Regions from separate parts of the Homo sapiens genome. Here all the other regions are linked to region 2. Evidence: chromatin contacts called from ENCODE Hi-C or POLR2A ChIA-PET data. All regions are on one chromosome and are shown on one strand. The core of a region is the stretch at or near the end of the contact, and the rest is flanking DNA. Distances in the headings are between cores, read along the strand shown. Region 1 has its middle 64 kb from the start of LINC02304. Region 2 holds the start of BCL11B (BCL11 transcription factor B). Region 3 has its middle 76 kb from the start of LINC02304. Region 4 holds the start of LINC02299 (long intergenic non-protein coding RNA 2299). Region 5 has its middle 20 kb from the start of LINC00618.

Region 1 (5,524 bases), core at 1,522-4,021, 2.1 Mb before region 2:
TAGGAGACACTTCCTATTCAATTTCTTTTGTCTTTCTTTTCCTATTTTTTTCTTCACTTAGAGTTTTATAACAAGACTTGAATAAACAGTATACTTGGACTGCCAGCACGATTAAAATTTATATCAGTTTTGCATCTGTTTGGAGAGGCAGAAAGCAAATCTCTAATTTTAAAACAAATTATCGAATATTTCAAGAAGTCAGAATGAAGATTCCTCTTCATTCTCTTAAAACTTTAAGAACTGAATTGCTGTGAATTATCCATTTGGCAGAATTTCTAAACAAAATTAATGTATCTGATGCAAACACAGGGCCTCCTGCTTCTTCTGTTCATTAAAGCTTATGTATTTGCTCAGTTTTACAACAATAATTTTCAGGGTCAGTTTTCAAGCTCTCCTAAGCTCACTTTTTTCCAAATGTGAAACTTATGGAAGGAAGAAAGCATACATACCTTGTTTCGAAAATTGAGTATTAATGTTCTGAAGAATATATCTGAAGAGTATCTTCTGGGCTAGAGGTTTGAAAAACATCAGCTGTTTTTCCTTGTGTGGGGTTTTTATTTATGCTCTTCTTTTAAAGCTATTTTTGGTCCCTTGAATTTAGCACAGGTTGCTTAAAAAAATCAAAAGCAAATATAAAATTTACCTGGAATCTTCTTTAGGACACAAATTAAACCATATTGTAGTTTTGTTTTCTGTTTTTGCTTTTAACTATGTGAATGGTTAATGCCGTCTTGTATTTTCTGTTGCCTAACTTGCAAAGAGACGCATTTCTCACACAATTCATTTACTCTCTCCTTATTTCTTCATCACTCCCTTGTCTTTGCAGAATTATTCAACTCAGACTGCCATGCAGAAGAAAAACCATGAACCCGTAAGTGTTACATTTTGAAGCAAAAGTTTATTTTTTCAAAGTCCATTTTCCCCCTTAGAAAGAAATATCAGAGTGAGAAATAGCGAGTCTCACATTATCTAAAAAGCGACTCTCTCCGGTTTTTGTTCCATTTATTGAAAACTCCAATTTCTTTGCCTCGGGTTCTAATTTATTTTGCAATTCGCACAGTGCACTGTAAACATAATGTAAAGTTTTCAAAGCTTAATTAACAGCTACAGGATAACGGCAGGCCAAGATTTTAAAGGCATTTAAGCTTGGCTCCAAGAAATGAAGAGACTTCCATTCAGGAAGCTGTGAACTTGTACCTCTTAAAACAATAAAACCCGTCAGATCCAGTACTTTGGCTTGCCTTGAATGCCAAGACCGGCACACCTGCTGGCTTAACCCCATCCCTCCGAGGTGCTTCTCGAGGGAGTCCTTCCTGTTCTGGAGCTGTTTTTCTCTTGGGGAGATGAGACAGCAAAAACAACAAAACCAAAAGAAACAAGCGAAAAAAACCACCAAAAACTCAACCACCCCAAAACTAAAAACTGTATATTTTAATCAAAGGTTCAGAAAATCCACTTTCAAATTCCACAGGGATGAGGGTTGGGATTCAGGTATCTCGGCAGAAGGATAGCCAACTGAAAAACCAACCCAAGTGGATGGGAAGAATTGACACAATCTCTCAGATCTGCAGTGGGTTCAGAAGAGGTGCTGCGTTATCTGTAGTGTTCCAGTTCTGCCATTTCCTAGGAGAAGTGCTTGGTGTGGTCACTTACTCTTTCTTGGCCTCAGTTTTTTCCATCTGTAGAATGGGACTGAGAAGAAGAATATCTCTCACAGGTAGGACATTGCGTTTTTGTGCTGCAAACGATTGCATAACTGTCCGGAGAATTGGGTCAATCTCTGGCTTAGTCAAGACCCAACAGTCTTGGTTTAACCGTTTTGTAGTGAGAGGGTTGAATTCTGGCCTCTGATATTTTTCCCAGGGCCTGTGGAGGGAGTCACGAAGGTCAGCCCCTCCGGGCTTCCTGTTCACCGAGGGTCTCTACTTAGACTTTTGGCCGGCTCATCAAATGGGGATATGCCCTCACTGTGCTGACTGAAAGGCAGTGCTTGCCACATGGAACATTGTGTCTTGGGACGTGGTCATCTGCCTGAAATACACAATGCATACTTACTTATTCTAAATCTTTTAATTACTGTCAGTTGCACAATTTTATTTGCTGGCACTATTCGTGTTAGAAGTTTTTTTTTATTCGATTTACCTGTTTGGCATTCTGTCATTAAAGAAAAGTACCAAGAACCTCAAAACAAATCCAAGCTCTTGCGGTTGTATGAATCTATTTGTAAATCAAAGGGGGCTTTTATGTTACGGCAGCAACCGAGCTCACTTTTTTTTTTTTTTTTTTTTTTTTTTTTTAAGCAAAATGCTCCAGGATTGCTGGAAAGTCGCTGTCCTGGTCTGCAGGGCCCGGGGAAACTGAAAGAAGATCCAGAAGGACGCGCCCTAGCTATGGAGGCTTTGGTGGCATCCGAAAGGGGAGGGGGTGGCGACCTGCATTAGGCCCCCTCCTCTCCAAACACCTGCTGCTGGTGATGTCGAGAAAACTCCTTGCCCTTGCAACTCTGAGGCGGAGGGGGAAAGGGGACCGGAAGCCTCAACATTTTCCTGGTTTCCTGGGGGAGGAGGGTCCGAAAGGAAAGGCTGGTGGGGGGGTGGGGGGAAGGGCCCCAGTGACGACTGGATTCGGAATTTTCCTCTCACTTCGTGGTAGTGAAGAATTTAACTACAACAGTAACAACACTAATAATTCTAAAAGCCGTGGGAGGTCAGAGCGGGCGCTGCCCGGCGTCACCCCTGCAGCGTCCGGATCGCTCCGCATAGGCAGGGGTGGTGCCCCCTCCCCGGGGCACAGAAACGCCACATCCCGGGGGCGCCGCCCAGAGGCTGTCTCTGTTTCTGTGTCCCTTCATGAGGCTCTGTCCCACAAAGGCAGCCTGAGCCAGGACCCTAAAGAGGCCTGGTCATCGGGACCGGAGGGAGTTCCGCTTCCCAGGCCGGCTCTGCAAACGCGAGCCTGCGCCAAGGCGCCCTGCGGGTTTGCTGGTGGCATCGAGGGGCAGCGCGGGGCCAGCGCTGGGAGCTCCGAACCCACACGCTCCGGCCAGCTGCCCGGGAAGCGCCCAAGCACACGTCCCGAGTCCCAGATTGGATTAAGTTGCCCAACTACCTACTTTTTCTCTCTTTAAGGAGAAGCCTAATTGGAGAAGATTCGGTTTTCTTCGCCATGGCAGGTCCCTTTCTCCTGACCCGCAGTTGCAGGGGCTGAGGGTAGGCGCAGGTCCGCCCTGGGGTCGAAGCCACCATCGGGCCTCGAGGTTGCCCCCCTAACATCCGGCCTGCACGCCTGGCGGGGGCGCAACAGTGTCTCACGGCTCGGGAGCTCGTTTTTGGCTTCTGAGCAAGGTATTTTTTTCATCTGCCGTGTGTTTAGCTGAATTCAGTATATTTTTCTCGCACTTCTCGCTTTTTTTTTTTTCTTTCTGAATCTGCTCTTCTGCTTTGCGGGCCCCTAATCTCTCCCGAATCTCGGGCGCCCGGCCCGGCCCAGGCGAGCGCTCGCGGTTGGGGACGCGGGTGGGGACGCGGCGGTCTGGGCGCTGCAGGATGCGCCTGGCCGCGGAGGAGACGACCAGGGAGCGGGTCGCCAGATCAAGATCTGCCAGTGCCACTACCTCTGCTTATCTCCAGGGGCAATCATCGGCTGTCTCAGCTTCCTACCTTTCCACCCACTGTCACTGGGGGTCGGGTTCATTTTGGGGTAAAGTGAATTAAGGTCTCCCTCGTTCGTCTGGATCCAGGCGTGGGTGGGGACAGGGGCGAGCTCTTGCCTGCCTCGCCCTGGCAAACATCTCTTGGAGAGAAAAGTCAGTGTCCTGGGTCCCCAGTGCACTCTTCCACCACGCCTAGCTATGGCTCTGTGTGTGTGTGTGTGTGTGTGTGTGCGCACATATATGCATATCTCTACAACCCCGGGGCATCATAAGGCTGTACTCTCTTTATGGAATTCCAGAACTGTGCAGGGCCTCCTGTGATTCCAGGATCCTGCCCTTCCCACTATTCAGCAGTGCCTGCCACCTGCCCGCAAGACCAGGAGGCATAGCCAAGCAAAATAATGGCCCTTGAGATCCTTATAAAACTTAGGGTGGCAAGAGCTTTAAGGGTCTTTAGTTCAAACTTTACCTCTGGTCCGTCCATAGGATCTCCCCAAACCCCAACCTCTCCCTGCTGTAATTAGAAGCTCACTCTTTCCCTGGGGTCAAAAATCCTGAATTGATATTCTCTAGCTGCAGTGTGACTTTTTAGGCCAATTCCTTAACTTTTTGCGCCTTAATTTCTTTTCCTGTGAAATTGAAAAAGACTCCAAAAACAGTAATATATGCCTTTTACATACACAATACACAAAATACACATACCTGGCTGCAGGTCGTTTCAAGGATGCAAGGTGGTCACATATTTGTAAACATCTTGACAAACTCTAAGTTCCCTAATTTAGGAGATACCTGCAGGGACTGCTATTATGAAGATTAAGTGTGCAGTAAATGGGGGAGGATGAAGAATCTCACTGATTAGCCTAAATCAGATAAAAAATGAAAAACTGAAACCTGTTGGTGCCTGGCAGAGGGGATGTTCCAGTCAACTCTATTCGTGGAAGAGTTTAACTTTGTTCTGTTCTTTGCAGAATTTACTTTTTTTTTTTTTTTTTTTTTTTTTTTTTTTTTTTTTGTGGGACAGAGTCTTGCTCTGTCACCCAGGCTGGAGTGCAGTGGCACAATCTTGGCTTACTGCAGCCTCCGCCTCCCAGGTTCAAGTGATCATCCTGCCTCAGCCTCCCAAGTAGCTGGGATTAGAGACATGCACCACCACGCCCAGCTAATTTTTGCATTTTTAGTAGAGAGGGGGTTTCACCATGTTGGCCAGGCTGGTCTTGAACTCCTGACCTCAAGTGCTCTACCCGCCTCGGCCTCTCAAAGTGCAGGTGTGAGCCACCACACCCGACTGCGGAATTTACTTTCTACAAGGAAGTCCGAGGCCTCAGAAGCTTTTACTGAGCCCTTTAGTGGAGTGGGAAGCACTTGTCCCAATCTCAGTTCCCCAAGAGTTTCCAAAGACACACAGGCCTGCACCTGTAGCCTCTTGGGTACATGTCTGGCACCTAGAATATGCCCGATAAAGGAAGGTGCCCTTTGCTGCTTTAAGAAGACTGGGCTTGGCCGGGCGTGGTGGCTCACACCTGTAATCCCAGCACTTTGGGAGGCTGACATGGGCAAATCACCTAAAGTCAGGAGTTCAAAACCAGCCTTACCAACATGGTAAAACCTCGTCTCTACTAAAAATACACAGTTAGCCAGGCGTGGTGACGCATGCCTGTAATCCCAGCTACTAGGGAGGCTGAGGAAGGAGAATCATTTGAACCTAGGAGGCAGAGGTTGCAGTAAGCCAAGATCACGCCATTACACTCCAGCCTGGGCAACAAGAGCGAAACTGCATCTCAAAAAAATAAAATAAAAAAGAAGAAGAAGAGGAAGAGGAAGAGGAAGAGGAAGAGGAAGAGGAGGAAGAAGAAGAAGAAGAAGAAGAAGAAG
Region 2 (5,386 bases), core at 637-3,136:
TTTTTCTTTTACTATTTTACAAGCGCATCACTCTCTTCCCACTCCTAACTGACAACCTTTTTTTTTTTCCTCGTGGCGGGGATTTTTCACCAACCCCAATCCCCCCACCTTTTTTGAAGTGGGGGAAAGAAGACAAGATCATCCCAGGAGACAGACGGAGGTGGGGAAGTGGGGGGTGGGGAGGGGGGCTTGAGCCCGGCAAACAGCCGCGCAGCTGGATTATTTTGCAAATAGCAGGAGGAGGGGAGAGAAAGGCGGCTGCGGAATCCTAGGACTGGCGCGGCCGGCACCCTGCTGGGCCGGGCGCAGGGACCGGGGACCCGGAGCCGGCGGCCGCCCCTGGCCCTACGGCTCCCCCAGCCGGAACGCACCCCGCTCTCCTCCGCCCGCGCCGTCAGCGCGGACCCACGCGCTCGCCAACTTTTCCCCACTTCCCGGCTCCCCCTCCCCCTCCGCTCCCCCAGCCCCCTCCCCCTCCTCTCCAAACCCCGCCACCAGCGCCGCCGCCGCCACACACGCCGCTCGGAGGGGCGAGCGTCCAGCCGGGCTCGGCGCGCACACACACACACTCCTCCAGCCTGCATGCCCCCTCCCCGGCCCGGAGCCGGCTCCGCAGGCCCCCGAGCCCGAGGCGCGTCCGGCTGCTCGGCGCCCCAACTCCCCGGGCTGCAAAGAAACTTTCCTATGGCCCCCGCCCCCCGCCATGCTCCAGGCCGACGCCGTAGACTCTGCCAGCCAGCGGGCGGCCCCGGCGCCTGGCCAGGCTCGGCTGTTCCGGGCTCGGTGTCCCCAGCCCCAGACGCCCGGAGCCCCATCTCCGGCCCCTCGCGCGCACTCCGCAGACACTTACGGGTGATGAGCTCCCTCTGGGACAAGTGCTGCGGGTTGCCCTGTTTGCGGCGGGACATTGCCCCGGCATCTATTCTGGCATCGCCCGGAGAGCTGCACTGATGGGGGGAGCCGGGGGAGGGGGTCCGAGCCGCCGCCGCGCCGCTGCCGCCGCTGCCGCCGCCGCCGCCGCCGCCGCACCTCCTCCTCTGCCCGGGTTGGTGTTTTTTTTCCCTTCCTCTCTTTCCCTCTCTTCCTCCTCTTCTTCTTCTTTATTTTGCTCTTTCTTCTATGCTGTTTTTTGTTTTGTTTGCAAAAAGAAAAAAAAGGGAAGAAAAGCAAGAAAAACCTCTCGATCTAAAATAAGAAAAAGAGGCAAAAAAAAAAAAAACTGCTGTTGCTTTCCGCGGACTGGCTGGTTTCTTTAAAAATATATTCTTTCGAAGGAAAAAAAATCTCTTACACTTCTTCAAACTGCTTGGCCTCTTGCACTTGCAAATGTCTTCTTGAACTTAAACTGGGTTTTGCACCGGCTCCTGACACTTTCTTTCAGGGTCTGGTAGGTGGAAAGCGCACTTCTACCAGGAGGGGAAAAAAAATGCAAACAAATAAAAAAATAAAAGAAGAAAAAGCAAAGGAAAAAAAAAAGCAAAGAAAACTTGGGGACTTGTCTCGTACCCCCTCACCCCGCCCCCTCAAAAAACCCAAAGCAATGTAAAACTGCCCCGGTTCGGTTGTTTCTGGGTTTTCTGCGGGCTGCCTGTTTTTGTTTTTGTTTTTGTTTTTTCTCGGAGACTGACCCTTCCGAGGCTCTGGGGGGACACCAGGAGAGGCTCCTTCCCAGTTCACCTGGCAGGCTGGCGCCGGCCGGAGGGGCTGCCGAGTCCCCGCGAGCGCTCCCCAGCGCTCCCCTGGCGCCGCGGGCCCGGGGGGAGCGGGGCGGAGGGGCGGCTCGCCCAGTGCGCCTGGGTCGGTGCGGGCGCAGACTGGGAGCTATAGATTGCAACGTGAAGATGGCGGAGTCCGGGTTCTCTGGGAGCTCTCGGTCTCTCTATGGCTGGGGCTGCCTCTGTACAATGGGATAAAATTCAAGTTCAAGTGCGGACGTGACGTTTAATCTGCACTAGAGACAAAAAGACCCAGAGAGTCGGAGCACTGGGGGCGACTAGCGGTGGCTTTTTAACATTGTACCCTGTAAGAGAACAAGAAAGCACACACAGAGACACACTCGCGCGCGCGCGCACACTCACACACACACACACACAGTCGCCAGTTGCGCACACCCGCAGCCCAAGCCGGACACACGTGCAAACCGCGTTTTTGTGCGCTCATCTCCCCCGAGCCCCGGCTGCGCAACAGCGGGAGGGGGTTGGGGGGGGCCACTGGGCAGCTTATTTTAAAATAAAAGAAAAATCGTCCTTATATCTCCTCCATCCTGGGAGCAGGACCCCCTGAGAAGGGGGGCGGGGTGCTGTGTGAGTGAACTAAATTGAATCAATGCAAGTCTCCACCCACCCAAAAGCTCTTTCGGACTTGGACTTTGGGGGTGGGGGCGTGGACTGTGGAAAAGGGTTGGGGTCGACATGGGAGTTGGGGGGACAGTAAGAATCGCTTCGTTTCCCTGGAAAAGTCGCTTGGTAGTTTTTACTTTTGTTTTATGGTCGCGGGCGGCGAGGGGAGGGGAGTAGATGTTGGAGTTCAACTTCCAAAAAGTGTCTCCATATAAATCCTGGTATTACAGACTCTGGGAGGGTGAGGATGACAAAATAAACGACACTAAGACAACAGAATCAAGAGCACGTGAGGGGGTGAGAAGTGTTTGAGACCTTGTTTGAGTCCCACTTGGAAAAGGATTTTCACTCAAATCTTTGTCCCCTCCCCTCACCTTACCCCGATTAACTCCTGGGGTCAAACACGACCCCACCTCCTAAACTGGGTCTATGGCAAGCGAGAGGGTAAAGGGACCGGGGCGCTCCACGTGGGAGAGGGACTTGGACTTGCCAGCCCAGGAGTAGGTGTGGCCAAATCTCCGCAGATACTCGGGTGGGTGACTCCAGGAGGCGCCCCTGACAATCACAGCAACCTGGAAGTCACACCCCGCCCCCCGCGCTCCTCGGCCCAGGGTAGGACTTGGAAATGCCTGTCAGACTGGGAAGGACGCAGCTGCCTTGTCAGCCGTTTGATCTCCAACCGGCGAGGACAAGAGGAGTTGTGGGGCCTCTCCGTGGCCCGGGGACAAGGCCAGACCACGGCCCCCGTGGACACCCCCCATTCCCCAGGCTGTGGCCAACTTTGTCAATTTGATGACCTGGCCTCCAGGGCTGGGCGCGCCACGCGGCTGGCCTCCTCTCCCTTCTCAGGGTTTCTCTGGAGGCGGCCAGGGCGGGTCGGGGCCTGGCTCCGGCTAGGCTTCGCGGGCGAGTCCAGCTGCACCCACCCCACTCCGCCCCCAGGCCTGGCTCCGGCGGCTTCACCCGGGCGCATGGCGAGGCCGTGACGCCTCAGCGCCGCCTCCCTCGGGGCCTTTTCCTCGGGGGGCACACGGGGGTTTTTGTTTTCGTCCCGAAGGTCTTGGGTGGGGCGATGGCACCAACAATTTAACAGCGCCCAGAGTCCGTGAGCGAGAACAGAAAGAGATCCCTTCCAGTCCCATACCCTAAAAAATAATAACAATAAAATGTGCCCTGGCTTGCAGTTCTGTAAACTGTGGGCTCCACGGTGGGCGGACGCGAGGCCGAGCGGATGGAGACCGGGGGCGGGGCGCGGACTTGCACCTCCTCGCCCTGGCCGGGCAGGCTGCACCCGGCTGCCCACCCCCAACACCCCACCTCCACGTGGTCCAAAGTCTAGTAGGGCCTCCCTCTTCTGCCATCCCTCTCACCGGGAAAATCTTTCCAGGAAAGTGGCTTAAAAAAAATATGCCCACACGCACCTTTAATAAACTTCTTTAAGACATTCATAAACTGGCCATCCCTACTCGCCCGGACTCTAAATTTGAAAGATCAACTCGCGCTCTCTTTCTGAGAACTAGCGATGTGAAGCCCAGAGAGGGTGAGCACTTTGCCCTAGGACACACAGCGCGTCAGGGACAGGTCTGGACCCAAAACACCGCGGCGTGCCTGCAGCCCAGCGCCGCCGGCGGTCCGGGACTCGAAATCCCGACCCACGACCCTCACCTTCCTGGGGTTGATTACAAGGAAGGCAGACCCCGCCAGTGGCAAGGCGGGACGGGGAGGACCCCTCAGGAAAAGGGAGCCCCTCCGCGAGCGGCGCAAGGGCTCTCGGAGTCCCAGCTGCAGCCGCCACCCCGCGTGCGGTAAGGGGCCGTGCCTGGGGAGGGGGCACCCCCTCCCCACTCCCAGCAGGAAGTAGCTGGCGTGGGCCGGCGCGTGCCCCACGGACCCGAGGAGCACTTCCTCATTGGCCCCGCGCTGCCCCGACGGCGGGAAGAGGGACGCGCGGGCGGGCGGACGCAGGGCCGGACACGCCGCCGCCCGCCGGCGCGCTCCACCTCGCGGCAGCCGGGGAGAGGCTGCTCTGCCCCTGCCCAGCCTTGAGCCGGCCCCTTCGCCCTCCTCCTCCCCCTTTTCCTCCGCATCTTCCTCCCCCTCCTCCTCCTTCTCCCCCTCCTTCCCCTCCTCCTCCTCCTCCTCTTCTCCCGAGAGGCGGCCGGGCGCAGGCAGGGAGCGATCCCAGCTGCCACTCCAGTCTCCTCTTTTTCCCTCTGCCCGTCTGGCACGGGCCTCATCAGCGCGCAAAGCTGTTAATGTCTGGTCTCACAGCTCCCCCTTTAGTCTTGCTGCGCTCCATGTCTCACGTTCCAAGCCGGATCAATAGCCGCCTCTCGGCCGACCTTGACCTCTCCCTCGACCCTGCCAGGCTTCCGCAGCTGGCCCCGTACTAATGTTTCCCCACTCTCTAGATGCCCAGACAGCAGGCGGGGCGGGAGGGGGGTGGTCGACCTCGGCCCACAGCCATGTACCCACCCCTGCCTCAGCACCCCAGGCAGGCGAGAGGGGGCTTCAGGACTCTCCTGAGAAGGTCACTGCACCGCCCCACCGCACCCCACCCCACCTCTTCTTCACCAAACCTTTGTTTAAAATACAAGTCACTCCTGCCCCCTCCCCACCCCCAAAAAAGAGGGTGCAGGTGGCTCACATATGAAAATGTAAAAGGAAAAAGTGTGGGTCCAAATGTGGTCCTGAACTAATATCTTAAAACCAGGTTCATTTCTCTAGCACCTGCTGCAGACCTACTGTGTGCTGGGCCCAAAGCTGGGGCTTTGTGCATGCTGGAATCACATGGAAATAAATGCCACCTTTTCTGCACTATCTTTACACACACACACACACACACACACACACACACACAGAGCAGATGTCAAAAAGCTTTTTGAACTCACAAATATTTCCCTGCTATTCTTTTTCTAGCTTCACAGTGCATTCCAGCAGATAATCCTCCATATTCTCAGTCACTTTAAATTTCTTTATAGAGGAATAGTTCAGAAATCAGAAATCATTTCATCAAATCAGAGTGCATTTTTATTAACCTTATGTGG
Region 3 (5,272 bases), core at 302-2,801, 2.2 Mb before region 2:
GCCCAAGCGATCCTCCCATCTCAGCCTCCCAAGTAGCTGAGACCACAGGCATGTGCCACCACACCTGGCTAATATTTTTATTTTTTGTAAAGACAGGGTCTCCCTACATTGCCCAGACTGGTCTCCAATTCCTGGGCTCAAGTGATCCTCCCAACTTGACCTCCCAAAGGGCTGGGATGATAGGCATGAACTGCTATACTGGCCCCACATTTTCTTTATCCAGTCATCCATCAATGGACATTTAGGTGGTTTCCATATTTTGGCTGCTGTAAATAGTGCCGCAGTGAACATGGGAGTGCAGAGATCCCTTTGAGATCCTAATTTCAAATCTTTTTGATACATACCCAGAAGTGGGATTGCTGGATCAGGTAGTAGTTCTATTTTTAATTTTTGAGGAACCTGTGTACTATTTTCCATAGTGGATAAGCCATTTTTTAGAGAAGAGAAAATGAACAGCACAGAGATTTGTCCCTGTGCAGGGCTAGCAGGAGGTTTTGGTCAGATGCTATCAGGGAGCACAGGTAGAATGTTGCTGTACATTAAAATTAGCCAGGCGTGGTGGTGGGTGCCTGTAGTCCCAGCTACTCGGGAGGCTGAGGCAGGAGAATGGCGTGAACCCAAGAGGCGGAGCTTGCAGTGAGCGGAGATAGAGCCACTGCACTCCAGCCTGGGCAACAGAGCGAGGCTCTGTTTCAAAAAAAAAAAAAAAAAAAAAAGAATGTTGCTGTACGTTGATCTGTGCCTGTAAGCCCCTGGCCATCTGAAGTCTGGGGTCAGATTTCAAGTAGCCCGCTCATTGGTCCCTCACTGAAAATAATGGCAAGGGCACATGCTCTTTAAGGAAATCAGTGACCTTATGCCAATGGACTCATCTGTAGGAATAACCAGTTCACTAGCGTGAAAAGAGCTGGTTGGTGCTGGTCCGGGTTGGGTTTCAGGAAGAGAACAGAGGAGAGTTATTTATGGGTTTGTTATATCAGCCCCACTAACTATTGGCCCCAGTAAGCATTGATTATTGATCTTGTCCACATGATCCACTCTCCAGAGAAACCCAGAGCCCTGTGCATGTTGCTCTGTATCAGGCTGTTTGAGGTTCTGTAGCGGTTGGCCCTGTGTGTTGCGGTTTCTGGGCAGAGAGCTGCCCCTTTGCAGGTCACTGGACAGCAGGGCTCAGCGGAGCTCAGGCCTGGTTCATTCCTCATTTCTTCTCCTCGAGGAGGTTTTTGGAGGAGGGATTGATCCTTCTCCACAGGTGCCTAACCCAAATGACAGGTCCTGCGACATCGCCGGTGCCGGGCCCTCTGATAGAGCAGCTGGACTCTGCAGGGGAGGCTCCAAACCTTTGTTTCCCATGACCCCTCCTAAGTCTAAGATGGCTGTGTGAGCAGGGGATGGCCTGCCTGTGTCCCCCACCCAGGTGCAGGAGAGCAGAGTTGGAACAGGTTAAAAAAAACCAGCAGGTCCAGCTTTGGTCTGCTTAGTGCCTGACAAGTGGAAGCGCCGGAGGGAAGCGTGTGCTTGCACACTGGCCATGACGACAGAGAAACTCTACCGGCTGATGAAGCTCAGACCAGGGGCGTCCTGAGGTCTGACTCAGCACATTAGCCACTTCCCTTCCTTTGAGGCCTGGCAGTGGTCTGGAAAGGGGCCAAGAGAAAAAAGGAGCTTTAGCCGAGAAAGTAGAAGTTTTCTCTCTAACGTAGTTGATACGATTGCCAGATTGAGCAAATAAAAATACAGGGTGCTTGGTTAAATGTGAATTCCCATCATACTTCTTGGGGACATGGTTATGCTAAAAACATGCTTGTTTATCTGAAATTCAAATCTAACTGGGCATCTTGTACATTATCTGGCAACCCTCATCATTGGTGTATGTTTTGTTTCCTGCTGTCACCTAGCATTGTCAATAATATTTGTGCTGCCTGGAGGTGGGTTTGGCCGGAGAGGTTGGCGGTGGGCAGGGCTGAGGTGTGGGGAGAGGTGAAGTGGAGTGATACCAAGAAATTGTCTGTTCAAATGTTACTAATTCTTGGGAACTTGCAGAGCAACATGGCGCACGCTGCCTTTATTGCTGCCTGGAAGGGAGAAAGACACTTTTTTAGTAACCTGTGCTGGTGTCATCAAATGTGGCCTGAGATCACTGAGGGGGATGTTCTCCAAAATGTGCAGAGCATAGGTGAGTTTGCCGCACTGCCTTTGTGATCCAGATGCCTGCGTTAGTTCGCATGAAACTGAAATGGATACGATGGCAATTTCTGGGTGAAGAATACATGAGGAAAGAGACGCAATTAGAGTGAGCGATATGTTTGTGTGTTGTTTTGGTTTCAATCTTGAATGCTTGGCTTTGGCCTTTCCCCCCATAGATCCTAGAAGGCACTTGGGCAATTGTGTGAAAACAGGGAGTCCTTGGATCAAAGACTCAGTTCCTTACTGACTATTTGTGGGATGTTTGGGAAGTTACATCACCTTCTTGAGCCTCAGTGTGTCCTTCTGTAAAATGAAGTTGAGAAAGATATAATTATTGATAAGGTTAAAGAGATAATGAATGTAAGGCATAGCCTGGTGCTTAGTAGGACTTCAATAACTGGCGATCATTATTGTTATTCAAAAAATATGTGTTCCAGTCATCATCAATCCGCCAGCCAGCGTGTGCAGAGCTTGATATGATTAGGAGCACTTACAAGTACACATATTTCCCTCCCAAGTGGAAGGCTATTTCATGGTGAATAAATATTGTATTGATAGCATTAATAATAAAAAATACAAATGCGACTATAAAGCAGTGTAATGGATGTGACTTAACAATGTGGAGATCCAAGTGGATTTGGGGAATCAGTTTGATTTGTGTGGTTTTTATGCCTAGGCAGTCACAATAAATAATAGTTATATTAATTGGCTCCCTGATCAGAGTTATAAAAATCATGTTTTGTAGGAATTACGTCAAATACACTGGAGTAATGGTTTCAGTGAGAAAAGAGCCCGCCCTGGGGATCAACATGCACAGATGTAACTGTCCCAAGGTTGCTGGGTGGCCTGGAGCTTCTTGGTGCAGATTCTCCAGAGTGGGTGCCCTGGCCTTAGTTCTGAAAATGACCCTTTTCCAGGCCACACTATGTGTTGCTTCAACAGCACCAAACCCAAGGTAAGTGCAGTTCAACCCCTTGAGCTGCCCTGACCCACTGGGTCTCAGAGCCTGGAGAGAGTAAAGATACCATGTTCTCCTGGAGAAACTGAGGCCCCCAGTTTGGGAGTGACTTGCCCAAGATCACACAGAGACTAAAGGTAGTCTCTAAAGCTGTCCTATAATTATTAAACTTGTTGAACTTTCAAAGCAGCTCGCTAATATCTTTCTTCCATCTCCCTGGCCATGGGAGACCCTGAACATGGGGCCTCTCTACCATGCATGAAGCACATGATTTGTTACAGAGCGGTTTTTATGGCTGACTCCCAGACTTCTTTTCCACCCCCGCTGATTAGTTGAAGCCACCTGGATTAGTTAGGGCAATTAGTGCTAGCTGCAGGAACAAATAACCCTAAAATTTGAGTGGCTTGACACAATACCTTTATGTGCCTAGACCAGCATTTGGCCTCTTATGAAGCGATTTAGGAATTCAGATCTCTACTTCTCTACTGTGCTGTCATCTTTTAAGGCATCTTTTAATCTCTACTTCTCTGCTGTGCTGTGAGTCCTCTGCCTTTGGCTGCTGATGAAAGTGAGTGTGGAGGACCACACAAGACATTTTATGGACAGGCCTGGAAGGGGCATCACTTTCTCACATTCTATTTATCGAAGCTGGTTACATGGCCCCAACTGAATTGTAACAGAGGCTGGGAAAGGCAGTCTTCCTGGGTTCTGAAAACGACTCTTTTCTCCTGGAGGGGGTAATGGATTAGAAAACATCTACCAAGTTTCTCCTACAGCGTCCATGGTCATCCCCCCACCCTGCCAGTGATGGTTTAAGAGTGGGGATGTAACCCAGCAATGTGTATGTAGCCCATCCCTGGCCAATGTGTCTGGAGGTGATGACAGCTGGAGCTTATAAGAGAGGCTGTCTCACACTTCAGGAGATGGGCCCATTGCTTCTTTGGAGAAATCCCTACAACTGCTGCATTCTGATTCCTTCCTTCCCGAGGAAGAAGCACACACATGGAAAAGGGCCAAGCAGGGGGACCCTTGAAGCAGCAAAGCAGATCTTCTAACATATGTTGCCTGGAACCTGCCCTGCCTCTGGTCCTCCACGGTTAGGGGCTAATCAATCATCTCATTGTTGAAGCCAGTTTGAATTTGAACTTGCTGTTACTTGTAGCTGAGATTATCCTAACCCATGGCAGGGATGGCAAACATTTTTTGAAGCAGTGTCCAAAACTGAGCAAAGGATGTCAAACTATATTAATAAATGAGATCATTACAGGTAGCCAGTGCCAGACAAGTTGATTGGGCTCAAAAGCCAAGAGGCAAGTTGGAAAAGGGGGGAAGCACAGGCTGTGGATTCCAGAAGACCTAGATTCAAGGTCCTAGCTTTACCTCTTGCCAGCTCTGTGACCCTTGGCAAGTTACATACCCTCTCTGAGCCCTCTCTGGTTTTTCATGGAGTCCTAATGCCTACTTTGCCCAGTTGCTGAAACTCTTCACGTAAGTGCTGGTCCACAGACCACCTTTAGTGGCTGGTAGGTAACTTGTTCTTAGCTTAATGGACTTGCTCAGGGAAGAAAGCTTCTATTTCTCCAATGTGTCAAGTCTTTGGGCCCAATTACCTCGTAGATCACCTCCCCTCACCTGTGCAGACAACCTCATGGAGGTGGTTTTAGATCTGATATCCCATTTTAACATAGCAACCAGGTCAGACTCTCTATTATTCATATTCTGCAGTAATGGGCTCATTAAGCATTACTGTGTGACTCCATAGAATCTGCAACGAAACCAAAGACCACTTCTCCAGTGGTTATTTTCTTCCCCGATATGCTTACACTTTTTGGAGGTAATGCCAACACATCCAGCGAGGTACTCAAATCCTCTTTGGAGGGAGACAAGATATAAATTATTAGTAAGTAAATAAATAAATCATCATTTGATTCTGTCAGTTTAGGAGGAAAAAAAATCAGTCAACCTGAAGTTTGCTGTCACGCAGACCCCTTGATGGACTGAATTATGAACTTTTTTGGGGAAGAGGGGAAGGAGGAGAAGCATCAGCATTATGCTGCTGTCTGGAAGTTTTGGAGAACAGAACTTAGAAAACAAGGAACAGAAAGTTTGCTCAAGTGACTGCCTCCC
Region 4 (5,383 bases), core at 2,761-5,260, 2.5 Mb before region 2:
GGAGGGATAAACCTAACTGCCAGTGTGTCTTCCACAATGAACCTGCGAGTGCTCCTGTCACTGCAGCTATAATTGCCTAGAAAGATCGACCCTCTGGTGAACAACTGACTCGACTCCATTGCTTAACACTTCGAATGCGTTTCCATCCCAGGCCTGTCCCACATGGTCGGGAAGGGGGTGTTTTGGTGTCAGAACAAGAGAGGGTTTCGGTCAGAGCCCTGGATCTGTGCAGCGAGGCTACCCAGTGCTATTTGCCTGCATATCTACATAAACTAATCCTGGCGAGTGTGATCTTTGGTGGCCCTCAGCTAGGAGGTTCTTACCACAAGTCTGGCTTGGGTTCCATCTGCAAAAAATAAGACACAATAAAAAGGCTGAGACTCAGCAGTAACCCAGAGAACAAAGTGACAGGTTTCAATTTCCTCCAAATTGTACATATATTTTTCCATAATCATATTTTCTAGTATCCAAGCCCTGTTTTAAAAAATTTTTAATGCATGCTTAGACAAATTATTTTAAAAGCTCTGTGAAATATTAGCACCATTTTAGTAGGTATGTCTCAAAACAATATCATACAAAAGAAAAAGAGGAAGAAAATAAAAGGAGATGTTTCCAGTAATGGTCAAAATATACCAATCTGTACACCCCTTTCAGAACTGAATATTAGTTTTCTTGTCCAAACCATGATGTATTAATATCACCACTTTAACAATAGGCTTTTATTTTCTTACAGTGAAGCTGACTGACAAGGGATGAAGAGTGAAAATTACAATTTGAGAACCTCTTTGGTCAGCTATTGGGAAAGAATGAACTCTCCCCTGTGCAAACCACCTCACGATTTTTCAGGAAGCCAGGGCGAGGAACTTGGATTCCAAAGCCTAGAGAAAGATGTGAGCTGCAAAACTTTCTTTTGGTGGGTGAGGAGACTGGCGTGGGGAGAAGCGGTTTCTGCTGGAGGCGTCTCCACTGCAGGGTGGGGGGGCGGTGTTGGGAGGACTTCCACTTGCTGGCGATATTGACTAGAAAACAAGACTCATTTTGTCTATCTTTTCCTGGATAAAGGACTGATAGGCTCCCCCCACTGCAGCTGTTTTGTTCTTCAAATATATTATCACTTTTTAAACGGATGGTAAAGGAAAAAAATGCATTCATTTTTTCAGCCTAAGGAGACTGCAGGAAAAAGCAGTTCTGCTGCTGAGGTACAACGTAGCATAATGTTGTTTTTCAAAACACCACCAGTTCTGCCTTCCCCTTTTAATGGTATTCATTTTCCTTCTTAGAAAAGGGGTTAAAATTAGTAGGCACATTTCATATTAGCGTATTTCATGCAATAAAGCATAAATTATTTAAAATAACACGACCTTTTATCTTGCACCTTTTGAAGGAAGCAAATTAAAAATGTAAATTGGGAGCTAATTAATATGCAAATGTATTCATTCGCAGTTAACAATTAGCAATTAAACCTGCAGTGTCTACAAAGAGCACGGACAAAATTAGTAACTTAATTTATCATTAAAAAATGAAAACGTACACAAAATTTTAATTGACTTTCAAAATATTTCCCCTGCTTTTTTCCTTTCATTTTTTAATACCAAAAAAAAATTTTTTTAATATTATGCCTTACCTCTACAGATGAAATTGGGTACATGCAGTGTTCAGGGGAGTTCATTAAATAGGATTGGAGAAAAGCATGTTAGGAAAAGTTTGCCTTTTACATGAGGTATTAAAAGATGACATTTAAGAGTGTTGACTTGTGTTGCATAGTCGAGTTCAAGAGAGAAATAAATACATAGATTCTCCTGTGTTTGGGAATATAGAGATGGCAGAGATTTGTAGAGATAAGGGGGAGTATATGCGGCTTATGCACATAGATGTGGGACCGGCTGTGTGTGTGTGTGTGTGCGCGCGTGTGTGTGTCTACACCTTCTAGAAGACACACAGCAAACGTACAGGGTCATTTAAATGCTTCTGGTTCAGCTTTGAGAATTCCAGTACAAAACAGTTGCATGGAAAATCAGCAACAAATAGCTTAAGATGTAAATAAGATACTCTCGGTTGATCATGAGACACATTAGCATTCTATGTTTCATCTATCCCTCCTCACTACAACCCAGACACACATATTTTCCACTTTCTGTTTTCCTGTAGAATTTAAAGAGCAAACCTTTTGCATATTTTCCTGAATTTGGGGTTCATTTGCTGCGTCTCCTCACCATCAGCCTAGCTCTGCCTGCAGATGTAGCCTTATATTTTTACACACTCCCTTTCTAATGTCATGCAGCATAGGAAAGAACCCAGCAAACATAGGATCTGTTGCTTGCAACCTTATTTTGGTTATTTAAACAGCACCTGCTGCTCCAGCTCCATTGAGAGCTTTAAGTTTCATTCACAAGTGTTTTCTTTTGGTTTTTCTTGCTTCAGGGCTGACTCGGGGCGGCTGCGCTGCGTTCTCTCCCCTGTGAACTTTGCTCACGTTTTGGACTGGGCAGCATCTCGCGGTCTGCTCGAGCGGGCTGCCCTTCTGCTTAGAGCTGGACAGTGTTCTCGTCTGCTAGAACGGGATTTTATGGTCAACAGGACATTGCCATGTGTCACTGCAACACTTAGAGGGTAGTTTGAACTGGGATTGAAGGTCTGTCTGGCTGCTTTCCCCGGCAGGCCCCAAACTGGCTTGGATGCAATTGAGCCAGCATTTTCCAAGGTACTCTCATTCACAGTCATAAGGGACAAACGCATCTCATGTGAAAAACTCAAAGGCCAAGGAGGCCAGGGCATGAAGTATTAAGTTGATTTTATTCGGTTTCACAGAAGGCAGTTCTGTCTTGTTGACTAGCAACATTGTGACAAATTGTTCTCGATTAAATGCTTATTATGTGTTTATTTAGCTGTTTGCCTGGAACTAGAGAAGAAAAAAAAATGTGTTACAGTGTATGGCAATATTCTATCCTTTCATAATTGTACCAGAGAAATATGGCATTTTCTCTCCTAAATTTGTACTTATTTCGGGCTCTCTCACACTCTCCTGACAAGTCTGATACTCCAGAACTTCCCAACAATAAGAGAGACCAGGGAAAACAAACAAAAAAACTTGGTTTTAATGGAAAATAAGAGAAGAAGCTAAATATAGCTCTTGACTTTCACAGAATTGTGATTCAGATCTGCTAATTTCTATTTGCCTGGGAGAAATTTTAAGAGTCTCATCGCACCCCCCCCCCCCACCGCCCCCCGCCCCATGGCCATCCCCACCTCCCTAGACTGGAGGGCCCGGAAATAATGACTGGGAAGGAGTTTACCTGTCATCTGTGACACACCCGAAAGAAAGGTTTTTCAGCCAGGGACCCAGCTACAATGCCCAGGCTGGGAACTGTGTGGTTCAGAGGTTCATAGAAGGCATTTAGGAACCAGCTTATAAAAATTAATGTTTTCTTCTTTTATAGGAAATATGCACCATTCTATTTCAGTATGGAAAAAATACGGACCTTGTCACTGATCATTTTTCATGGACTATTTATTTAGGTTTTGAGCAGCTCAGAAGCCTTTTTATTCCTTTTGAGCTCCCCTTGGGATGCTGAAGAGAATAAAGATTTCTCCCTTCCAATACCGTGCACACATTTCACTGTGGGAACTGTCACCAAACTAAACAAAAAACTGAGTCCAAGCACCTTCCACCTCGTTGGCCAAAAAAGACCCAAACGGCCCTCATATTTTTATTTTTGCTTGTGCGCCTGCGATATTAAGCAGCTAACAACAATCTGAGAATTAAGTTACCACAATTAGGAATTAGAAGCAGGTGGCATAATAATGGCGCTTTTTTCATTTCATTTATTAGCAAAAAGAGAGAGAGGAGCTTCATTTATTTTCATCAGCGCCTCAGTAAAAGCATAGCAATTTGCAACACAAAAATCATTTCAAGTACCTCAGCCTTGTGCAAACCTTTTTTTTTTTTGTTGTTGTTCCTTTAAAAGCCTTTTAAAGTTCACCACCTCCCCCGCCCAACCCCATTCTGAAAGGACGTGCGTGTGTGTGGAGAGGTGAGTACTGGTGGGATCAGACTATTTCTCCCCCAAAGCAGTTTTGGGGGTTCCATAACCCAGGGAGCGAGGTGTGGGGCATCTCCTGCCCTGCCTGCCTCCGCCTGTCTCTCATTTAGTTTTGCACCGGCTTGTTTCAGTCTTGCAAAGATTTAATGCAGGGGCAACCTCTCTCCAAATAAATAAAGTGAGCAACACCTCTTTGCATGGCACCCTCCCATCAGCCATCCGGGCCAGCGCCTCCAGCACCCCACTGCCCGGCTCCGCGGCACCCCACTGTCCAGCCCCTAGCACCCCACTGCTGGTGCCGACACCCGCAGGCCCTACGCTTTTTGCGTTTCTACCCGCCGCTCCTCGCAGACCTGGCGCGGCGCAGCAACCTTTGCGCGCCCTCTAGCGTCAGCATCGGGGATTACCACGAGCTGGCCCGCACGCCGCCGCCGCCTCCAAGCACCACCCGCCCGCGGGAGAAGCAGCCCGGGCTGCAGCAGAGGCTGGGGGGCGAGGGGGGCGAGGGGCCGAGGGGGTGCCTGGGCTCGTGCATTTACACGAAGTCCCTCCGAGACGGAGGCGGGCGTGGGTGATTTTATTGCAAACTTTGGGGAGCCCCTTCCTTGGCTGCGGCCGCCCGCTGGTGTTGCCCCCGAACCCTGGGCATGGGGCGAGTGGCCCAAGCCCGGACCCTTGGAAGTGGCGCGGCGGGGCTGCCTTTCCTCGGGTGTTCGCGGCTCGGCGCGACCCTCTCTCCCGTCTGCTCCCCGCCGCTCTGCTCGCCCCCTCCCCTCGACCAGGTTCTGGCTTTCTGGCCTGTTCCGGCCTGGGGGACTCCCTTGTCCTGTGCCTCCCCATTCTACTCTCTGTCCACATACCCCTGAGTCTCTCTTTTCTCCCTGTTTGATTTATTTTAGAGCAGCGGATCACAATTTCTGACTTCCACTTTGCTCTGTCTGCCTTTCCCCATCCTACAGCATTCTCGCCGTTTGTCTTTTTTTCTTCCCTGTAACTTTTTCTTCTCTCTCTCTCTCCCCTCCCTACCTGTCTCCCTCCCTCTCCCTCCCTCTCTCTCCCCCTCTCTCTCTCTTTCTCTCTTTTTGAGAGAGTCTCCCTCCAGGCTGGAGTGCAGTGGCGCGATTCCGGCTCTCACTGTCGGGTGCCCGCCACTATGCCCGGCTAATTTTTATATTTTTAGTAGAGACGGGGTTTTTCCATGTTGGCCAGGCTGGTCTGGAACTCCTGGCCTCAACTGATCCGCCCGCCTTGGCCTCCCAAAGTGCTGGGATTACAGGCCTGAGCCACTAGGCCCTGCCTCTTCTCTCCTTTTCTGTTTCTCAGCCTCCAACTTCATATTTCTG
Region 5 (4,974 bases), core at 274-2,773, 2.3 Mb before region 2:
TCTGTGGAAGATATTATGGTGGTTCCTCAAAAAATTAAATATAGAATTAGCTGATGAACCAGCAATTCCATTTCTTGGTATACATCCGAAATAATTGAAGGCAGGGTGTTAAAGCAATATTTGCACACCCATGTTCATAGCAGCATTATTCAAAACAGGCAAAAGGTGGAATCAACCCAAGGGTCCATCAATGGATGAATGGACAAAGAAAATGTGTTATATACATAGAGTGGGATATTATTCAGAAATATTATTTCTTTCCTTGAAAAGGAAGGAAATTCTGACACATGCTGTGACATGAATGAAGCTTGGAGACATACGAGAAAAATAATCTAGACACAAAAGGACAGATACTGTATGATTCCTTATATGAGGTTCCTAGAGCAGCCAAACTTGTAGAGACAGAAAGTAGAACAGTGATTGCCAGGGTAGGGGAGAGGGAATACAGAGTTGTTGTTTAATGGGTACAGAGTTTCAGTTTTGCAAGATGAAAAAGTTCTGAAGATTGGCCGGGCATGGTGGCTCATGCCTGTAATCCCAGCACGTTGGGAGGCCGAGGCAGGTGGATCACTGTAGGTCAGGAGTTTGAGACCAGCCTAGCCATGATGGTGAAACCCCAACTCTACTAAAAATACAAAAAATTAGCCGGGCATGGTAGTACACATCTGTAGTCCGAGCTACTTGGGAGGCTGAGGCAGGAGAATCTTTTGAACCAGGGAGGTAGAAGTTGCAGTGAGCTGAGATTGTGCTACTGTACTCCAGCCTGGGCAACAGAGTGAGACTCCATCTCAAAAAAAACAAAAAACAAAAAACTCAAAAACCAAACAAACAAAAAGCTCTGGATATGGAGAGTATTGATGGTTGTACAGTACTGTGAATGTACTTAATGCCACTGAACTATACACTTAAAAATGGTTAAAGTGGTACATTTTGTGTTATGTATATTTTACTACAATTAGTAAGAAAGAAGTGTTAACTATTTATGAGATTGTTAATCAGGTCCTTAGAAAGAGCACATTAAGGTATCATGGGAGCAGGAAGCAGCCCCAGGGTTTGAGCTTGTCTTCTGCCCTTCTGCCATAGGATGACCCTTGCTGGATGCCAGTGACATGCTCTTGGACTTCCCAGGCTCCAGAATCATAAGCCAAATAAACCTCTTTTCTTTATAAATTCCTCGGTGTGTGGTATTCTGTTTTTGCAGAAAATGGCCTAACACCCTCCCAGGGCTGGGGACAAAGGAAGCAGGTAGAATTGCTAGAACTTAGAAAGCACAGCAGAGCCTGTGGAGCTTGAACCCAGACCTCTGAGGAGCGGGCACTGCTTGGCTGGTTCTGGTGTCTCTGAGATGAGAAGGGTGACCAACCATTCTGGTTTGCCTTGGGATGGAGGGAATTCCTAGGGTATGGAACTTTCAGCACTAAAACTTGGTCTCCCTAGCGTGGTGCACAGGAAAGCTGGTCTGATAGGTACTGAAAACATTCAAACTAGATTCAGTTCCGGCTGCAGGAAGGAACTGCTGCTGCTGGAGTGAAGAAGCAAAACAGGAAGGACAGAAGAACAGGAAGTGCAAGTTCATTTTTTCTGCAAGCCTACCAGGGAGCAGCAGAGAAAACAAAAATGCAGCTTCCAGAGCCTAACCCAGTGTCTCAGAGCAGAGAGCTCTGAAGGGTAGGGTTTGAATAAGAGATGATATCTTGGTGTGTCTGTCACTTCACTGATTACTTCAATCCCCACTGATACTTTCTAAAGTCAGGGTGATTCATCTTTGCTTACAATTATTTGCTAATTTCTTGTATCATGTTTTTTGGTACTGGTTTCCCTGTGACACCCACCTGGACTCCACCCTTCCTGAGGATAGGCAGAGACTAGCCTAATTTATTTTTTAGCCCAATAATAAAAATGCAAATTACCTATCATGTGCTTGGTACTGTGATGAGGTTTTAATACTTATGCCATGTAATTCTTGCCACACTCTGTCCCCTTTTCGCAGTTGAGGACATTGCAGCTCAGAGACATTAAGTAATAGCTCAAGGTCACTGCTGTGATTTGAATGTCTCCGCCAAAACTCATGTTAATATGAATTGCCATTATAATGGTATTAGGAGGTGAGGCCTTTAAGAGGTGATCGGGCCAAGGGGGCTGTGCCCTCATGAATGGATTATCTAGGGAGTAGGTTAGTTATTGCAGAAGTTATTGCAGAAGTCCTGATAAGTTTGGCTCCCTTTCTGTCTCTGTCTTGCCCTTGAGCTTGTCTTCTGCCCTTCTGCAATGGGATGACCCTCACCAGATGCCAGTGACATGCTCTTGGACTTCTCAGTCTCCAGAACCACAAGCCAAATAAAATTTGTTTCTTTATAAATTACCCAGTCTGTGGTATTCTGTTATAGCAGCAGAAAATAGAGTAAGACAGTCATACAGCTTTTAAGTGGTAGAGTTTGCTATGAATATTAAGTCTTTCTCTCTGGTCACTTATATCCTACTGTGACCCTCCAGTGCTAGGCACTTAGTAGCTGTTCAATTTTACTCATTGGTCAAATGTCCAATGGAGGATTGATGAATATGTAGATGATGGACTCCCCTGCCTCTCTCTTTCTGGGGGAGTATTCCACCTGAAGAGAAGGATGGCTACTCCAGGAACATCCCCTCAGGAATTGGTCTGAGTGGCTGAAGATGGAGTTACTGAGTTGCATTTTATTTCCTGTTGAGCTTGGATGTCTTCTCACCCTCACAATCCTATCACAGTCCCATAGTGAGAATTAATCTCAGGGAATGTGAGAGAATGCAAGACAAGCTGCTCTGAGTTCTGCATAAAAATAAAATCTGGAGATGAATGATGTTGGAGATACATCATTTCTGACTTGTCGAGGGTTTTTTCTTTTTGTGTAAGTATAATGCAGGAGATATATGAGTCCATTCCTGGATAGGGTGCTGGCTTCCCAAGGGGTTTGTACCAAGACTGGGGGCAGAGAAAGAGAGAGGGAGATAGACAGACAGACAGAGAGAGAGAGAGAGAGCAGGCAAGCAAGGAGGAAGGAGAGGCAGCATTGAGTATAAAAATGACAGATGCCCTGGTGTAAAAGGTGACAATTTGCCTACACAGTGAAATGGTTCTGTCAAGACATCAGGGTATTTGGGGGCCTGAATTCAGAAAGGAGGTGTTTGAAAATGCAGGCAGCCGGGAGCTCCTTCAGCCGACTCAGAGCTCCAGAAGTGATGTTTTGTAATTTTGCCTTATGATCTGTGAGGGTTTATCATGGCGCTAATCGGCCTAATGATGACGGGAACTCAGTTATTCCCACTTAGATGCCAGGTTTTAAGTAATAATACATGCTCAGCAGGCCCCCTCGGCTGTGTGCTGGGAGGACCTGGTGGGGGATGGCCCCTTTGCAAGCTTCTGGTAAATGAGCCCAGCTCCCACAGGGCCATGTGGCTTCTCGGGCTGTGGGCTGTGGAAACAGCCCCCTCAGGCTGCCTGGGACCCTTCCTGGCTCCCCTCTGCCTGCTGGTCCTGACCTGAAGAAAGGACAGCTTTCCTGGTCCACCCATCGGGCTTGGGCATTGGTCATTAGAGACAGTGAAGGCTGCACAGGCCACTGCCCTTTTGGGTGGTGCCTGGTCTTGCTCCTTCAAGTTGCCACTCTTAATGGGGAAATTTAAAACCCCTTGTTCCCATGGACACCAGTGAGCTGCACAACCAAGATTAATGGAGAACCATCGAGACCGGTCCTAAAAGATGGTCCCTCTTGTGGATTACGGTCTGTCACGCGACATCCATTAGCGCCGGAGCGCGGGGTCCTCATCATGTTGGTATCATTGGGACCAGCGCACGCCACTGCAAGATGGCATTTCCACCGCGCATCAACAGATCATTTCACCACTGCTCAAGGCATCGTAAATTGGACTTATAGCTCAGCTGCTGGCATAAATAAGTCCCTTTGATAGTTAGTGGAAGACGTTATGACACTCCAGGGTACAGGAGGGGACATTGGCACTGTCATTTTTTTTCTCCAGCCCTGGCACCCTGGTGCCTGTGATCTTTCTGAAGATTCAGGGCACGCGCTCTTCATTACGGCTTGGGCACCAGGGACTTGTTTTTTTTGCAAGATTAATGAGCGCCACGGAAATTCTCCAGCGCATCTCGATAATTAAGTCTTTGTTTATCAAAAAACAAGTTATATTAGGAGCAGAAAATTCGCAGTAATTATTCATAATTCTAACAATTCAAGTATAGCTACCTCATTTGCCTGGGTAATTCTGCTTTTTAATTTCTTGCATACATTTGCATATTAATTTTGCCCGTCGGCTGCAGCAGGCTTGACAGTTTGCTACTATGTGATGGTTTTCACAGGGGTGCGACTCAGTTGGGTGGCATTTCGACTGGGTGCAATGATAAATTATGAATTTTCTAATTTGCTGCATAATGAAGTAACCCCTTCCAACCCAATTAAAAAGAATCAGGATCTGTTTTTTTTTTTTTTTTTTTTGGTAAATATATATTTTCCAGGTATCTCATCTTCTTTTCTTTGCTGTTTATAAACAAGGCATATATATATTTTCTCTTTGAAAAAAATCAGTGCTTGTATTTTCAGACATTGGGGTGATAATGTCTCACTATACACCAAAGGAGACTCAGAACTTGGGCTGCTCTAAATGATTCAGACCTTTGGTTGGTCACTCCTCAGCCTGCCTATCTAACAGGGTCCGGTCTGCTGGGCAAGTCTCTTTGAGTTTGAGTGGCAGCCTTGTGCATGGTATATGGAGGTGGTGGGGGTGGTGTGACAGCAGACACACAGGTTCAAGGGAAAAAATGGTTGGGGTTGCATTCTATCCATTTAAGTTTGTCCTACCCACAAATTAAGTACCAAGGCTCTTCAAGCTTCTTACTGAAAAGCAAACAATAATAATAATAAATAAAAAATGCCCTGCTGAAAGATCCCTAGGCAGTATCTCTCTACCAGACATAGTTGTGAGAAG

The links. A loop is a pair of places that touch in the nucleus more often than their neighbours do. ChIA-PET counts read pairs that join two places held with the same protein, here RNA polymerase II (POLR2A). Pooled maps may share reads with other maps.
Region 1: a map of A673 shows a loop between it and region 2 (13-fold over the local background). The contact joins the enhancer-like site here to the promoter of BCL11B in region 2. A Hi-C loop is called at or near these places in 1 of 168 maps with a recorded cell type or tissue (A673) and 4 of 50 pooled maps. POLR2A ChIA-PET finds 5 or more read pairs at or near these places in 4 of 52 experiments (A673, activated CD4-positive, alpha-beta T cell, activated CD8-positive, alpha-beta memory T cell and 1 more).
Region 3: a pooled map shows a loop between it and region 2 (2.8-fold over the local background). The contact joins the enhancer-like site here to the promoter of BCL11B in region 2. A Hi-C loop is called at or near these places in 1 of 168 maps with a recorded cell type or tissue (A673), 1 of 37 single-sample maps with no recorded cell type and 2 of 50 pooled maps.
Region 4: a map of mammary epithelial cell shows a loop between it and region 2 (7-fold over the local background). The contact joins the promoter of LINC02299 here to the promoter of BCL11B in region 2. A Hi-C loop is called at or near these places in 5 of 168 maps with a recorded cell type or tissue (IMR-90, PC-3, endothelial cell of umbilical vein and 2 more), 8 of 37 single-sample maps with no recorded cell type and 15 of 50 pooled maps.
Region 5: a map of naive thymus-derived CD4-positive, alpha-beta T cell shows a loop between it and region 2 (6-fold over the local background). The contact joins the enhancer-like site here to the promoter of BCL11B in region 2. A Hi-C loop is called at or near these places in 1 of 168 maps with a recorded cell type or tissue (naive thymus-derived CD4-positive, alpha-beta T cell) and 4 of 50 pooled maps. POLR2A ChIA-PET finds 5 or more read pairs at or near these places in 2 of 52 experiments (T-cell and naive thymus-derived CD8-positive, alpha-beta T cell).

The regions. Positions count from the first base shown.
Region 1 is chr14:97,216,025-97,221,548 of GRCh38, forward strand. No RefSeq gene overlaps it. Among named protein-coding and RNA genes, the nearest start is that of LINC02304, 64 kb to the left of the region's middle. Within about 2 kb of position 2,772, at least 2 of the 41 ENCODE cell types and tissues checked have a DNase peak (open chromatin) inside an H3K27ac peak, as active enhancers do; they include A673, where a contact is called at or near this core.
Region 2 is chr14:99,270,311-99,275,696 of GRCh38, forward strand. It overlaps BCL11B (BCL11 transcription factor B), which reads right to left and starts at 1,887. Exons shown (of 4, transcript NM_138576.4): 1 at 851-1,887. The coding sequence starts at 908. RefSeq lists silencers at 1,734-1,813, 4,098-4,297 and an enhancer at 4,698-4,747.
Region 3 is chr14:97,075,945-97,081,216 of GRCh38, forward strand. No RefSeq gene overlaps it. Among named protein-coding and RNA genes, the nearest start is that of LINC02304, 76 kb to the right of the region's middle. Within about 2 kb of position 1,552, at least 4 of the 41 ENCODE cell types and tissues checked have a DNase peak (open chromatin) inside an H3K27ac peak, as active enhancers do; they include A673, where a contact is called at or near this core.
Region 4 is chr14:96,737,181-96,742,563 of GRCh38, forward strand. LINC02299 (long intergenic non-protein coding RNA 2299) reads left to right here and starts at 4,011. Exons shown (of 4, transcript NR_146552.1): 1 at 4,011-4,031. RefSeq lists an enhancer at 3,677-4,177 and a silencer at 4,513-4,562.
Region 5 is chr14:96,960,973-96,965,946 of GRCh38, forward strand. No RefSeq gene overlaps it. Among named protein-coding and RNA genes, the nearest start is that of LINC00618, 20 kb to the left of the region's middle. Within about 2 kb of position 1,524, at least 5 of the 41 ENCODE cell types and tissues checked have a DNase peak (open chromatin) inside an H3K27ac peak, as active enhancers do.